2 separate regions of the Homo sapiens genome follow, and region 2 is linked to region 1. Evidence: chromatin loops called from intact Hi-C (ENCODE). Cell type or tissue: heart left ventricle. All regions are shown on one strand. Links, peaks and the distances in the headings refer to the core of each region. The heading gives the core; the rest is flanking DNA. Region 1 overlaps CLSTN2 (calsyntenin 2). Region 2 has its middle 89 kb from the start of NMNAT3.

The links. Peaks named below come from ENCODE experiments on the same cell type or tissue, not always from the same donor. Only the 100,000 strongest peaks of a DNase experiment are listed, where the experiment ranks them.
Region 2: it touches region 1 in a loop (5-fold over the local background); 1 of 110 quality-filtered maps calls a loop at or near these places.

Annotation. Positions count from the first base shown.
Region 1 is chr3:140,090,104-140,092,919 of GRCh38, reverse strand. The region is part of intron 1 of CLSTN2 (calsyntenin 2); the gene reads right to left. Among named protein-coding and RNA genes, the nearest start is that of CLSTN2, 160 kb to the right of the region's middle. In heart left ventricle, for the core only: no CTCF peak of the experiment used is centred there; a DNase peak (open chromatin) is centred at 1,549.
Region 2 is chr3:139,765,964-139,768,779 of GRCh38, reverse strand. No RefSeq gene overlaps it. Among named protein-coding and RNA genes, the nearest start is that of NMNAT3, 89 kb to the right of the region's middle. In heart left ventricle, for the core only: no CTCF peak of the experiment used is centred there; no DNase peak of the experiment used is centred there.

The sequences.
Region 1 (2,816 bases), core at 217-2,716:
TCTGGCCAGCATGCTTAGCGAGGAGAACCCCTGAGGTAGGAGGAGCCAGGCAGCACGCAAGTCACCGTCCCTGGAGACTGAAATGCACCATGGAGGGAAGGAGTGGAGGAGCTTGCAGGAGGATTGCTGAGTCCCTTCTCAAGGTGGTGAGCACTGGATGAGCTTTCATTGTTCGTGGAACTCCCTCGTGTTGTAATTAACTTGCTCGAGTCCACAGGAATCAGGTTTGAGAGCAGGGATCAGACAGAGGTCTTCTGACTTCCAGCCTACTGCTCTCTGCAAAGTGACTTCACCTGATGGTTTCCCAAGGCTCATGCACCAGCCCGGCACACCCCGCAGTGGCTGGGAGCACAGTCCTGGGAAGAAAGACCTCATCAGTGGGCCTCCCAGCTCTGCAACCTTAGCAAGACCCTAAGCCTCTCTAACACTTAATTGCCCATGAATAAAATAAACACACCCCACTCTAAGCCTCCTTCCAGGAGAAACAGATAATGTTTGTCAATACTGAGTACAATTTAGTGAACACCAGCTTCTTCCCATGAAATGTTCAGTTCTCTGTGCCCAGGACTGAGAGCAAAACAGGGGCATGTCTCTCATCCTTACAGTTTTATCAAGAGGCTCACTTTTTTCCTGGCAGAATTATCCAGCATGTCCAAAAGTGTGTTCCCAAGTGATGACTGTGGGAGGATTCTTCAGTGAATTGAACAGTAAGACAGCATCCCAATTCCTAAACACTTCTAAGTAGGGCCAGGAGGTTTGAGGGGGCACACAATGCACTCTCAGGAGCCTCATAGTCTCATCAAGGATCCAGATGCTGAAGTATTCTCACAGCAGCCTTTGCAGACAGACTTAGAGGGTGGGGCTGATCCAACGGGCTGGTAGGGAATCCCAGGACCTGCTCTCTGTAAAGCTTCCTGGATTGAGGCACAGCCAGACTTGAATTAGAGAATCCTTACTTATTCAACAAACATTTACTGAGCATCTACTATGTACTGGGCATTGACTGGGGACTAGGAATACCACGAAGAATGGAGAAAATTAGACAAAGCAAATGGAAATTGCATTGTTGTATGGTGAGGCAATAAAAGCGAACACAGAGGCTATTGTTCCCATTCATAATGGAACTTTAAAACACAATATAACTTTTAAGTACATCATCAACAAAATCCCTAATGGGATATTGTTCCTTCTGTGTTTGTTTGAGGCTTTGTGTTTGGCCCTGAGGAACCACAGAAGGCCCAGAGTGGAGCTGTGGATGGCCCACGCCTTCTGCATTTCAATATCAAAGTGAGGAAATGTTTTCATTTCCTGAGTAATTTCAAAAAATGATTTCATAGAGAAGTGCAGCAAGTCAGCATAAACATTTTTTAAATGTCTTCAAACTGTACACAGATTTAGGTAATGAAATGTTCTGGGCTTCTGTGACTGCCACATACCGCCCAGGCAGGCTCTGGTGTTTTCTAGGAATTCCTTCCCCCAAGGAAGGCAGCTACTCACTGGCACGGCTCCCTGAAAGCAGTGGTCTGTTGGGTACAGCCAAGGAATGGGTGTCCAGGATGAGGGCTGCCTGTGTGTCTGGATTTTGCACTGCTTTGTTAAGGCTCAAGAGTCTGTTCAGGACATATTACCAAGGGTATGCTCTTCCAGCTGAGTCATCTCTCCCTGCCCGCAGCTGCTCTGTGTGGTCTGCCTCATGCTGTTGGGCACCTTATGTTTATCAAGCACTGATTATCCATCAGGCACCAGTCTCCATGTTTGTGCACAACAATCCTTACAGCAGCTTCATGAGGTTGGGGTCATTATCCCACGTTTAAAATAAAGAAATGGTGACTGGCTCTAGAAAGCCACCAACCTCCCCAGGGGACACAGTTGTCGACAGAGTCAGTCTGGGCCACTCCACCACATTATGTAGGAGCAGCCCAGAGTTCCTCAGAACTCCTCTACCCATCACCAGGCTACCTACATGCAATACACCTTCTCTTAGGATCAGATTCCCAGTTCCAAATCTGGCATTTGAAGGCCTCTAACTTCCTACCACAAAGCTCTGTTTTGACCCCCTGACCAGTAGTACCCTTTCCTGCCCCCGTACACCTCCTTTAATGGTCTATCTTGCCCTTACTATGTCCAGCCTGCTTCTGAGTCTTGATTCCTCACTTCAGAAACTTCACCCTAAGTTTGCCCTACCCTTCAAGGATCAGTCAGCCTCACTTCCTCCAGGAAGTCTTTCCTGGCTGGTGTAGCCCACTCTTCCCATGAGATTCACTGTTCCCTATTTTCTGTGTTAGTGTTGTGCCTCCAACAGGACTTACGCTCCCAGAATAAGGGGTCATGCTTCATCTTGCTTCCACCCACATCACCCGACATACACTAGACAGCATTAAGCAACTGACCTGCATTTGGCCATCCATTATTGATAGTACCTTTGTTTTTTCTCACTGATCTTCAATGTAGCAGATTCATCAATATAAAAGAGCTGAAAAAGGCCAGGCATGGTGGCTCATGCTTGTAATCCCAGTGCTTTGGAAGTCAAGGTGGGAAGATTGACAGAGCAGGATTATTGCCATCTTGGACAAGTATTATTTTAAAATTCACCTTAATCAAAAACCACCTAAATCCAAAGGGCATCAGCCTAATGGCTAAGGTCAGCATGACCATAAACCACAAATAACATCTCCAACCAGAAACATTCCAAATTCCTCCCCAAGCAGAGACATGCTTCCCCCAAGATAACCCCCCTTCAGCCGGGAAGATGCCAGCCCCGAGACAACCCACCTCCTGCCAGAAAGATATCAGCCCCAAGATAACCTCCCCTCCAT
Region 2 (2,816 bases), core at 302-2,801, 320 kb after region 1:
TGAGATTCAAGCAGAAACATAGATCCAAACCAAATCACACAGCGTGAACTCATTCATATGTCTTTCAAGGCACTCTGTGATGGGATTCCCTCCATCGCTTCAGCCTCATCTCTGGCTCACACACACCTATACACTCATGCACACAAACACACACACATCACATTCATGCAACAGTATTATTGAGGGCCTGCTTTATGCTAGGCACTGCTCTTAGTTCTGGGGACACACCAGTGAACAAAACAGACAAACTGCCTTCTCTGAAAGGACAAGAGGCAAAATTAAAAAATAAACCGTCCAAGAAAGCAAAATGATTGCAGATTTGACAACTGCCATAAGGAAATTATAGGCTGATATGATAGAGTACCAAAGGATTGGGGCTGGTGGGAGATACTCCTAACATGGGCAGTTAGGAAAGGCCCCTCTGATGAGATGAACTGTGAGCTGACCACACATGGGGCACCCACCACATCAAGCATCTCAAAGTGCCACTAGCCCTCACACTGGCGTGTGCTTCCCTACTATTTATTTTGCCTGAAATGTCCTCTCCCCTTCTCCAGCTCCCTAATCCTTGCTTATCCTCCAAGACTAATGTAAGATGTCACCTCTGCCAATAGCAAGCCTTTCTTGACCCCCAAGCTGGACTAAACACCCGTCCTCTGGGCTTGCACAGCTCCCCGGCATCCGTATATCACGGGCCTAGGCCCCAGAATATAATTTCCTATTTACTTGTCAGTCTATCCCACTGGATAGAAGTTGCTCCAGGACCAGGCAAGATTTCATAAAGTCCAGAGCACCAGGCTGAGGAGTCTGGGCTTGCTAAGGAGGGAGCCTATTGTAAAAGCTGGAGCCATGGGGTAGCAAAATGTAAGAGAAATATATCTCCATTCTGGCCATTTTTGACAGCTCGCTTTATTGCCTAAAAGGAAAATTCACTTGATGAACTCTGGGCCTGAAGATGCTTAAAAGATAAATATTTTTGAAACAGAGAAGCTACCCTTTGGAAAAATCAAAGCTTTTCTTTCATGTCAGTTTAAAAGATTTATGAGGCCTACTCCTTGCTGCGTCTCTGGGTAGATGTTGCCTGTGAATGCATTAATGAGTGGTAAAGAAACCTCAGAGCGGTGTGGTAAGTATGTGCCACCAGACACCAGACCACTGTCTCATTGTGACCCTTGCCAGGGGTGGGGGCTGGTTCCTGGGGCCATCACACACAAAATTGGCTGTATCAAAGCTCTTGCACAAGCTTTTGCAAGCAGCGTCTTGCTATAAATAAGCCCTGAGCTTGGAGCTGGGGAGATCTAGACACACTCACACTTCAGTACACTCACAACCCGAGATGTGTCAAGATTCATTTGGATATAAGTGTCAAGAACCCAACTCAGACTGGCTAACACAAAAAGGACTTTATAGGCTCACAAAACTGCCAAGTCTAGTGGTATGTTTGCCTGCAGGCCCGAGCAGATCAGGAGCTCAAATAGACTTGGAGGACCCAGGCTCCAGACCCCTCAGCTTTGTCTACCTCCATACTACTGTCACTCTCATCTGACCTCCCTGTACAAATGGGACCCAAGACTCTAGGCTTCCATCCCATCAGCTCAGCAAACCCAGAAGAAAAATGAGGCCTTGTTCCCAAGAGTTTCCTCAGGAATCCCAGGAGTAATTCTGATTGGCCAGTTTGAGGTCATGTGATAACCCCCAAATCAGGAAGGTCAGGTCAGCTCCAGCTCACCAGAGTGCAGAGTTCAGAGGAGTGTATCCTTGAGGAAAATCACAGCAATGCCACCTTATAAGAAAGAGGGGAATGGGAACTAGATCAACAAAAGCAAGAAATGCCCACCACACTGGACAAATCACTGCACCTCGCTGGGACTCAATTTTATCACATGCAATACAAGTGTGTCTATAACACAAGTGATTGGTCTACCCTGGGCAAACTCTAAAATTCTTTGAAATACCCAAAGAATTATATAAACTGAAGGCTGAAAAAGATTTATAGAAATGTTTTAGTGGGTCAGACCTGATGTTTTACCTAGGTGTATTGAGGTTTCAGGAAAGAAGTAGAGAGATGTCAGGAAGTACAACAATGCCCCCTGCTCACATCCCCCATAGAGCCAAACCCAGCACGGATGGTCTGACTCCAAGAGCAAAGTGGTGATTGGCTCCCCCGTCACATGGGTTCTTCCCCAGGCTCAGCACCTTTGGGCCTGGAGCAGTGCTTCTCAGATAGGAAAGTTTTTGCTGCTAGGGGACATTCAGCAAACTCTAGAGACATTTTTTATTGTTGTGATGCAGGGAGGATTGAGAGGTAGAGGCTGCTACTGGCCTGTGGAAGGTAGAAAGCAAAGATGCTGCCAAATATCCTAAAATGCACAGGACAGTTCCCACGACAAGGAAGAGTCTGGTCAAACACATCCATAGTGCTGAGGTTGAGAAACCCGGGTCTAGTGGGAACTGTTCTAGAGCACCTGCTATGTTCACCCAGGACTTAGGTGTAATGAATCCTATAATTTATACACAATTGCAATCAAGGAAAGTCACCATGGCTGCAGTGTGGATAATAGCTTGCAAAGGGGCATGAGAGGAGGAGCAGGGGAGACAACTTAGGAAGCAAATGCCATACTCCAGGTGAGATCAGGGCTGGCTCATGGGCGTAATATGACTTGTGCAGTCACACAAAGCCCCACACTCAGAAGGGCCTCCCCTTGGTTTAATGCTGTCCTGTCACTGTCTTGAAATTCTTAATAACTGTTGAGCAAGGGGCCCTACATTTTCATTTTGCAATGGGCCCTGCAAATCACGCAGCCATTCCTGGATGA